Regions from separate parts of the Homo sapiens genome. Here region 2 is linked to region 1. A link is an interaction called in ENCODE POLR2A ChIA-PET data of the cell type or tissue named here. Cell type or tissue: HepG2. All regions are shown on one strand.

Region 1 (5,000 bases):
GTGGGCGCCAGGATCTGGAGCCTCTTGGGGTGCCCTGTGTTCTGGGGAGAGGCCCACAGCCTTCCTTAGATTCCTGGAGGGGTTTGTGGTCCCCTTGGGGTTAAGGATCTGCCTGAGACGGTGGGGAAAGGGCTGGCCCCTCCTCCTCCTGGGAGCCTGTGAACCCTGCTGGGCCCTCATGCCTCCCTGGACAGAGGGCAACTGTGGCAAAATTTCCCAACAGCCGCCTTGTGCAGGGTCACCCGGGGAGCTCTGGGGTTTCTGGGGGCCTCTCCTTTGGGCTCAGAGGGCGTAAAGGCGGTTTCCACCTTTATTGGGCCCTGTGATCCTTGTGGCTCCTGTGGCCACAGTGTTCCTGTTGGTTTTGTGGATGGATGCACCCAGCCGCCTCTCCTGTCACCAGCCTTTGTTGAAGGAGCTTAGGTCTCCTTCTTGGGTCAGTTGCACCAGGTCTGGGTCTGGCTGCAGCCGGTGCTGATGGCCGGCACCATCCCTGGCCAGGCCGGGCCCCGGCTCCCCCATCCTTGGGAAAGGGTGGAACCCTGTGTGTCCACGGTCCCTGGATCCCTCACAGTGCACTTTAGAGCGGACATGGTGGTGGCAGTGGGTACTGTGGCGGATCCAGCGAGGTGACCTCTAGGGTCTCACCCGTGCAGCTTCCCTGAATTCTGACGGGCAGTGGAGGCGGGGAGTGGGGGATGGATTCTCAGCCATGGGCTGTGGGGTGGATGTCATGCTGCTTGGCGGGGTGGCCTTGGGCCCGTTACTGTCTTCCTTCTCCCCGAGCCTCAGTTTCTGCAGATGTAAGGTGGAGATTACGACAGAACTTTCCAGAGGTCTGTGAGGATCCGTGAGGTCCAGTAAAGCATTCAACTGTGTGTGTGGTACACGTGGGCGCCCGACTCTCGCCGCTGCTGTGTGGGTCAGGTGCGGTGGGTTTCAGGGGCGGTAGTTGGACTCTGGCTTCTCTGCCACTTGCTGCGATGCTGGGCCTCGGTCATCGCGGCTGTGGGTGGAATCACCGTCCCGCCACCCTCCGAGGTTCAGGCAATGAAAGCTGCCGTGTGGCGACGGAGGAAGGCTTGGGCTCCTCCTGGCCTTGGCTGGGCTGGGTGCTCGCCCCTGTTCTGCAGGCACCGTTGACTTCCTGCAAACTCCGTTTCTTGAAGGTGACCTTTGGAGCTGGCCGGAGTGGGTGTCGGCCATCTTGGCTCCTTTGTCTAGATTTTGCTTTTATGAAGGCCGGGGAGGGAGGGCTCGCCCCTGGTAGGCGGCCGTGCGGGGCAGGTCCCTTGCCACCTGAGGACCCCAGAGTTGTCGCTAGGGCCTCCTCCTCCACGCTGCCCCACCGTGGCGCTGCCCGACTGTGGGACCGAGGACCAGCTGAGGCCCAGCTGCTGTTGCCGCCGCCTTCGCCACCCGAGCCTCCTTCCTTCTTTCCTCCCTCCCTTTCTCCTTCTTCCCTTCCTCTTCAGCCCTCTCCACCCTCCACCCTGCAGCTGTGGGGCCTTTGTGTGACCCCTCCACAGCCTGAAGGCACCTGGCTGTCAGACTCCCACCTTTAGAGGCCTGTGGATTTGGGAGGGTGGCAAGAGGAGTCTTCGCGGGAGGTGGGACTCAGGCTGTCTGGTAAGTGCCCAGATCGGACTCAGAGCCATAGATCTTGGACCGTGCTGTCCTCTGAGAGAAAGGGCAGCTGAGTCCGCCTTACTGCGTGTCTAAGGGCCAGGGCCCCTCACCGCCCAGCAAAACCTGCTCCTCACGACCAGGAAGATGGTGTTCCTGGTCTCACTTTGAAGTCTTTTTGTGAGACATCATCCTGATGATAATTCTGGGGGTGGGCTCGGGCAAGTTCCCCGTGGATGGAGACCGCTTGGCTCTTTCTTTCCCCCTTACAAGAACCTGGAATGCTTTTTATTGCCAAGGCTGGGCCAGGTCCGCTTTTCTCGTCTGCAATGGCCTCTGAGCTGAAGCCTGGCCCGGATTCGCCCCTCCTCTTGCATCTCTGGCCTGTGAGTCCTCTCCTCCCTCTAGCCCTGCAGCTCAGCCTGCCCTGCCCTCCTGAGCTCCTTGTGCCCCTGTGTCCCTGTTGGAGCCGAAGGACAGTTGTCTCTGCTGGACTCTGACGCCCGATTCAGGCACGGAGACCCAGGAGGGACGGCCAGGCGGGTTAGGTGCTCGGCTGCCCTTTGGCCGAGCCCTGCATGGGGCCCAGGGATTGATGCAGATTGATTTTTGCTGACCCCTGGGATGATCTTGGCCAAGTGACTTAATTCTGTCTCCTCCCCAGTGTGCTTATAGACAGAGGTGTGTGCACTGGTAAGGGTGCTCTAATGAGTGTCAGCTTTCACTCCCCACCTCCTCAGCCCCCACATTTCCAAAATAAACAGAGGCTTGTTTGTGTTCAAAGGACACTCCTGGCTCACAAAGCCCTGCAGCCCTGCGGAAGCACCAGGAGGCCTCACTTCCTAGCAGCACAGCCCCATGCAGCCAACCCGGGACACCTGTTCCCACTGGCACCTGAGCAGGCCCCTTGCTGATCCCCACCCCTCCCCTCATCTCCCCTTTATCCCCCTCTACCCCTCCCCTGCACCACTGGCCTCTGTTCCATCATCCCCCACCCCGCCCTTGGGTCCCTTCCACCCCGTACCCAATGCCCCCATCCCTCTCCTTCCCCCTCCTCCCCACACCCCACCTCTTTCATCCCTTTCGTCTCCCCACACCCCTGGCACCCCGTCCTTTGTCCCTCTCCTCCATCCCCTTTTCCTCTCTCCCTCTCTCTCCACCTCTCCCCCGAATGCCTTGGTCCACTCATCCACTACTTTTACCCCTCTCCTCCATTCTCACTCCACGCCCTCTATCCCCACCTCTCCCAACTCCATCCCCATGCCTCCCCTCCATCCCTCCTCTCCATCCCCTTCCATCCCTCTCCCTCCATCCCCCTCCATCCCTCTCCCTCCCTCCCCTCCATACCTCTCCTTCCATCCCTCTCCATCGCTCCCCCTCCCTGCCTCTCCTCCATGCCTCCTCTCCATCCCTCCCCTCCATCCCTCCCCCTTCATCCCTCCCCTTCCATTCCTCCTCTTCATCCCTCCCGCTTCCCCCTCCATCCCTCCCCCATCCCCCGCCCTCCCTCCCCTCCATCCCTCTCCTTCTTTCCCCTCCCTCCCTTCCCTCCTTCCCCTCCATCCCTTCCCTCCATACCTCGCCTTCCATCCCTCTCCATCCTTCCCCCTCCATGCCTCCCCTCCATCCTTCTCCTCTATCTGTCCCCCTTCATCCCTCCCCCTCCATCCCTCCTCTTCATCCCTCCTCTTCATCCCTCCCCTTCCGTCCCCCCTCCATCCCCCCTCCATCTCCCCTCCATCTCCCTTCCCTCCCCCTCCATCCCTCCCCTTTATCCCTCCCCCTTCATCCCTTCCCTTCTATTCCTCCCCTCTGTCTCCCCCTCCATCCCCCATCCCTTCCCTCCATCCCTCCCCACCACCCTCCCCCCCATCCCTCCTGCTGAGAGTGGGAGGGAGGGAGGGAGAAGAAGCTGGAGCTGGAGACTGTGTTCCTGAGGGTGGCGTGAGTGCCGGGCCCTGGCAGCCCCCTGCACCCTTGTCCCCCGGGCCTCTGCTTGCTGAGCACCTTGAGCAGGGCTCTGGTGCTCCCTTGCAAGAGCCTTGGAGAGAAAATCTTCTTTGCCTTTTTTACATTTTTCACTCCTCTACCTTATTTCATTTAACTTCCCCACTTCAGACCAGAAAATGCCCAAATAGATATTAGAAGACCTTAAAGTATTTTTGTTTATCAGGTGTGAAAGGTGGCAGGTCCTTGCCAGTTTGCAGGGATGGGTGGCTGGCAGTGAGGTAGCAAGAGAGATGCCCCTCCGTAGTGCCCACATCCCAGGCAGTGCCATAGTCCCCACAAGCAGCTCAGGCGTGCTGAATATCTCACTCTGCCGTCACCAGCGTGCGGCTTCCACCTAAGTGCTTCAAGGTAGCTGCTGAGCTCCTGCCATCTCGTCCGTGTTCCATGCAGCAGGAAAGAAGCAGGGGAGGCAGCTGTTTCCTTTTAAGTGCATGACCCTTCCTCACCTCCCCTTCCTTTCTTACACAGTGTCCAGAGCGTGGTTCTGGGGCCATTCCTTTCTGCAAGGGAGGGTGGGGAGTGCTGTCTTTAGCAGGCAGTCCTGAGCCATCAAGCATCTGCCTCTCATGGACAAAGGGGAGAGGGACTCTAGGGGGTGGTGGGGGGCGGTCGTCTTTGCTCCAGCTAGGGAGAGCCGTGGCCCCTTGACCCTCGGCACTTTTCCCATTTCTGCTCTCCCAAGTGGTTTCTTCCTGCACCTCTTGGAAGGAAGAAATGTAGTCCGGGGCTGGGAAGCTGCAGTCCGTGCTCACTCCTGGACTCACAGCCACGATTCCTCCTGGTTGCCCCACGGCCTGCGTGAGACGCGCCGTCAGTCCCTCTGTGACAGGCAGCAAGGCTCCGTGTGGTCGCGGTGGAGCCGAGTTCTGGCTCCTCGGAAGAAACCACTGCCCAGACTCCCGGCCTGGGCTCCCTGGTTCCACCCCCTGGAGTCTCGGCTGTGTGGAGGGCTCTGTGCCCTGTGGATGTGCCAGGCTGGCACGATCCGTGCTGCCCATGCCCTGGCTGCCACTCCTGCCTGGGGACCTGCCTCAGCCCCTGCGAGTCACCATCCCACACCCTGGCACCATAGCCTCCCGGAGTGTGCCCATATCCTGTTAGTTACTAGCTAATTTTCCCAGCCAGGATGACAGGTCCTTCCACTGCAGAGACAGTAATTCGTGGAGTCATCCCAGGAGTGGCCCTGCGGGGTCATGTATTATTCATGGGAAACACTAATATTCCAGCCTGGAGTTCTTTTTTCATGGAAGCTGTGGGGTCTTCAGCCTTGTATCGACATTAACAGTTGAGACATGAGTAAAACACCATCACATCGGGGAAGCCTGATTAGGTTTAACGGGGGACAGAGAAGAAAAAAATTTTTT
Region 2 (5,000 bases), 58 kb before region 1:
AACCACAGGCCAGCGCCTTCCAGCAGCAGCCCTGGAGGCCGCGAGCCTGAAACCAAGGTGTCAGCAGGGCTGTGCTCCCTCTGGAAGCTCTAGGTGTTGGCAGGGCTGTGCTGCCTCTGGAGGTTCTAGATGTTGGCAGGCTGTGCTCCCTCCAGGTTCTAGGTGTCAGTGGGGCCGTGCTCCCTCCAGGTTCTAGGTGTCCCGGGGGCCATGCTCCCTCCAGGTTCTAGGTGTCCCGGGGGCCATGCTCCCTCCAGGTTCTAGGTGTCCCGGGGGCCATGCTCCCTCCAGGTTCTAGGTGTCCCGGGGGCCATGCTCCCTCCAGGTTCTAGGTGTCAGTGGGGCCATGCTCCCTCCAGGTTCTAGGTGTCCCGGGGGCCATGCTCCCTCCAGGTTCTAGGTGTCAGTGGGGCTGTGCAACCTCTGCAGGCTCTAGGAGAGGCTCCATCCTGCCTTTTCAAGATTCTGGTGGCCCCAGGCACTCCTTGGCTTGTGGCTGCATCATGCCAATCTGTGCCTCTGTCGTCACACGGCCTCTTGTCTTCTGTCTTCTCTTCTAGGGACACTTGGATTTAGGGCCTACTGGGTAATCTGGGATTATCTTATCTCGAGAGCCTCAGGTTTGTTTTTTTTTTCCCCGAGACAGAGTCTTGCTCTTTTGCCCAGGCTGGAGTGCAATGGTGCGATCTCGGCTCCCTGCAACCTCCGCCTCCTGGGTTCAAGTAATTCTCCTGCCTCAGCCTCCCGAGTAGCTGGGATTACAGGTGCGTGCCACCATGCCTGGCTAATTTTTTGTATCTTTAGTAGAGATGGGGTTTCACCACGTTGGCCAGGCTGTTCTCGAACTCCTGACCTCATGATCTGCTTGCCTCGGCCTCCCAAAGTGCTGGGACTATAGACGTGAGCCACCGCACCCGGCCTTGAGAGCATCAATTTAATTTTACCTGCAAACACTGTTTTTCCAAGTAAGGTCACAAATAGGCTTCTCAGGGTCTGGATGCAGACCTGTCTCCTTGGGGCCCACCCATTCAACCCATTACACTTGCTGTTATGGACTGAATGTTTGTGTCTCCCCAAAATTCCTATGTTGAAACCCTACCCCAAAATGTGACGTTATTAGGAGCTGGGGCCTTTTGAGGTAATTGGGTTTAGATGAGGTCGTAAGAGCGGACCCTTCATGAATAGGATGGTCCCTTTTAAGAGTACCAAAAGGGACTGCTTCTCTCTACTCTCTGTGGATGTAAGGGTACATCTCTGCTGTGTAATGGTACAAGGAGAAGCCACTGGAACCTGACCACGCTGGCACTGGGCTTCCAGGCTCTGGAGCTACAAGAAAGAAGCCCCTGGGTTTACAAGCTTCCCGGGCTGTGGGATTTTGCTGTAGCATCCTGAGCAGCTGCCTAAGACTCCAAGCAGATAACTACGCTTCCTGAAGCCTCACTCTGCCCATCTGTAAAATGGGGAAACCGCCTCTGCTTTGAGGATCCTATTCCTGCAGCAGAGCCGAGCAGCCTAAAAGCCCTGTCCCCAGCACAAGGTGAGTGACCCACCCGTGGTCTGGTGTCAGCTGCTGTGGGTATGACTGCCACCCCTGCTTGACAGGTGAGGAAACTGAGGCTCTGAGAGGTGAAGGGCAGGTCCCGGGGGTCCAGGCTGAGAGGGGTTCTAGTCTAGCGCTCCCAGCTCCCACATATGGGCCTCACGAAGCACAGGGACTGCTGAGGAGGAGGTGCCACATTGGGTCCAGCTGGGGTTGCCTGGCGGGTGACGGCCACTCACCAGTGGGTGGGGCTTTGTAGGCACCTGCAGGAGAGGCTCCAGCAGGAGCTCCAAATGGGGACATGGCGGGCATGAGGGACACTTTTCAGGCTGAAAGCCCCACAGTCCCTGTTCTACTCCTGCTCTGACCCTGCTGGGTGCCAGCTCTTGTTCTCCAGCCCCCGTAGTTGCCCGTTTGGCAATTGACTAAGAAGAGTTTTTGACACTTTGCTGTCGCATGGCTGGCTTGTGGCCTTCTGCAGGGGAAGAGGCCGCCTCCCACCTTGCTGCCTCCATAGCCAAGGGCTGTGCCTGCCTTTGGTTTCTGATCATAGAAGGAGGCTCAGTTTTACCCCCCTGCTTGGGAAGCTCTCTAGTGCTGCGGTTGCATTTTTCCTTCAATATTTTTAGCCCAGCAGGAAGGGATAATAGCGAGAATCGTTCCTTCAGACTGGAGAGCGATCATCCGGTGTCTGCTGGCTGTGAAGGGATCCATTTGGCTTTCATTTTAGTGGGTGGTGGGGGAACGGGAAGAATCGCGCCCTCTGCTTGGGTCCGTCTGGAGTTGGATTGTCCAATTGCGCTGGAGATAGGGCGCTCCAGAGAGCGTGCGAATGCCCTCATGTTGACCTCGGAGGCCGCTTTCCGGAAGGGGGAAGAAATGGAGAAAATGAGGTGGCAGAGACAAGAGCCCGTTTCACAGATGGCTTGTGGGCTGCAGCAGAGAGGAGGGGCTGAGGTCCTATGAGAGCAACCCGGAGGGCCGAGGCGCAGGCGTGCGTCTGGGCTAATTGCTCAGAGCCAGGTGGCCAGAGAGTAGGATTTGAACCCTCCGGCACTCGGAAGCCGGCTCAGGGAAGATGGTTATAAAGAGAAATACTAGAAAAGCAATTTACTGCTAGCTTTATAGAAAACCTTTGGTTTGACCCTGACCTTGAAGTCCCGATTGTGTGGGCCACTCTTTATACCCCCCGCCTTGGCTTAAACCCACCGTCGGCAGCAGAGGTGGGTCCTTGGAGGGCTTCAGGGGAGCAGGCGTGGAAAGCTGAGACCTCTCTCAGCTGCTGGCTCTGAACACGCACGGCTGGGCGGCGGCCTAGCATGCAGTAGGTGCCTCTTATTCGGTGTCTGACTGTGGACTGGAGGCGGGTGCAGAGTTGAATAGGAGCCTCCCAGCTGCCCACCTGCTCCACTCAGACTTCCAAATGAGGCTTCTCCAGAATTGATTTTTCTTGCTGGGTTTCCTCTCGAGTGCTGCTGAGGAAGGACTTGACCGTCAGGATGGAGAGGGGCAATGCTGCAGCTTGGCCTGGCCCTGCCTGCCTGTGCCAGGGGTTGCTGGGCAGCCAGAGTGTCTCTCTTTTCTTGAGATCTTGACTTTTCAGCCTTTGAGAACCCACTCCTCATGGCTCAGGGGCTGTGGACAGACAGACCCTGGCAGCGGGTGGGAGCCCCAGCACTGGGGTTCCTGGACTTCACGGCTGCTGGTCCTTGCTGGTTCTCACCGGCTGGGCGCTTGAAGTTTGCAGCAGAGCTCGTTTGGAAATCAGGCTGCACAGGAGCAGACTGTGAGAAAAGCTGAGCGTGAAACCCCTAAACAGCAGGAGACGCCCGGGTCGGGGGCAGGTGTTCTGCCTCTCTGGGACCTCCTGGCCTTGAGCCACAAAGCAACCTTGCCCCATCCCTTTTTGGGGAAGATCCTGGGATTCTGGACCCAGGGCTGCCTGCGTGCTGCAGGTTGGAGTTTGGGGTCTGAGCTCTGGTAGCAGACATTTTGAATCCATGCCTCCGGGGCCCTGTTTTGGAGACAGCTGGCTGGGCCCTCTGAGTCTTCTGGCATCTTCTCTGGGAAGCCTGTTTCCCATCTCGCAGCAGCATTGCCTGGAGTGTGGTGAGCAGGTGACCCGCCATTCGAGGGGGCAGGTACAGAGGAGGAGAAAGGCCATTTCTTCCTTTCATGAGCTGGGCTTGGGTTGAAAGAGACAAGGTCAGGAAGTGGGGATAGGGAACAGTGTTCAGGCCACTGGAACAGCACAGTCAAAGGCTCAGAGCCCTAGCGGGTGCCACGTGTCAGCCACGTGTCTCCAGCATCCAGGGCCCCCAGCCCACCTTGAATGAACCAAAGCTGGAAAGCTGGGGGTGGGAGTGGCCAGGAGACCTTGTGGAAAGTGTTGGAAGGCACCGGAATTGGGTCAGGGCGTCCTCGGGGAAGGAGGGGAAGTGTGCAGAGACAGGGGTCCGGAAGCTTGCTAAGGGCAGGGACTTGCCTCTGTGGGTCTGACTTGGAGGGCTTCCTCTACCAGTGCCGAGGTGGTGTAGTGCGTTGTGAGTCGCGTTTTGGTAGTCATCCTGGGAGGTGCCCTGGGAAGCAGGAGGGCCCAGCGTAAGGGAGGAGCATGTTTCTCCCCAGGAGTGCTGGTGTCAGAGGGATGGAGAGGCACCCACCGACAGAGCCTGTGTGCAGCTAGCTCTGCCTTCACGCAAGCCAGCCGGGACCCTCCCTCCTCCCAGGTTGTCCGCAGATTAGGCTGCCTCTTGCCTATGCCGTGGGGCTCCCATGGGGACAGGACCAGACCACCTGGATTAGACCTGGGTCTTCCCCTCACTACCCTGATGAGCAGGGTGGTCCCTGAGCCGTTTCTCCACCTGTAGACCAGGGATACGTGACAGCTCGTTAGCAGGATGAAGCAGAGAGGAACGTCAAGGGCTTCGTGCTGCGCCAGGCACGGACTCAGCGGGCGCTGTTTGTTATGGGAGAAAGTGGAAGAGCCACCGGACGTTGTTTTAGCACATCGAGTGTTAGTGAGACTGAGAATGCTGGAAACCTTTACAGAATAGTGAAACGAGACACGCTGTTGTTGCAGCCCTTTCTGTCATTCCTGTGGACAAATGTAGCAGCCATGGCTCAAGCTGCTTGCTCTTGGTGGGGGGAGCTCCACTCCTGAGGGCACGCGGGCCGCCTGCCCTGCTGATCTGGCCTGCCCCTCTCTCTGCCAGTCGCCTGCCCCTGACCTGGGGGCAAGGCTGGCCCCCGAAGACCTTGATATGCACGAAGAAAACACCACCCCACTCCTCCAGATCACAGCAGGTAGAGCAGCTCCGCACCCCAGCTGGGCGAAGGGGGACACTCATGCGAGGCCATGCGCAAAGGCGGGTCAGGTTCATTACTCAGCCTGCTGGCCTGACGCCTTGGTCCTGGTGCGTGCGGAGCTGAGGAAATGGGCCCGAGCGAAGGAAGTTCA

The links. Peaks named below come from ENCODE experiments on the same cell type or tissue, not always from the same donor. Only the 100,000 strongest peaks of a DNase experiment are listed, where the experiment ranks them.
Region 2: POLR2A ChIA-PET joins it to region 1 with 5 read pairs; 6 of 35 experiments call an interaction of 5 or more read pairs at or near these places.

What each region holds. Positions count from the first base shown.
Region 1 is chr9:133,889,762-133,894,761 of GRCh38, reverse strand. The region is part of intron 2 of VAV2 (vav guanine nucleotide exchange factor 2); the gene reads left to right. Among named protein-coding and RNA genes, the nearest start is that of VAV2, 100 kb to the left of the region's middle. In HepG2, no CTCF peak of the experiment used is centred here; a DNase peak (open chromatin) is centred at 2,291; H3K4me3 peaks cover 351 bases.
Region 2 is chr9:133,948,242-133,953,241 of GRCh38, reverse strand. The region is part of intron 1 of VAV2 (vav guanine nucleotide exchange factor 2); the gene reads left to right. Among named protein-coding and RNA genes, the nearest start is that of VAV2, 42 kb to the left of the region's middle. RefSeq lists enhancers at 2,811-3,321, 3,832-4,341, 4,342-4,851. In HepG2, no CTCF peak of the experiment used is centred here; no DNase peak of the experiment used is centred here.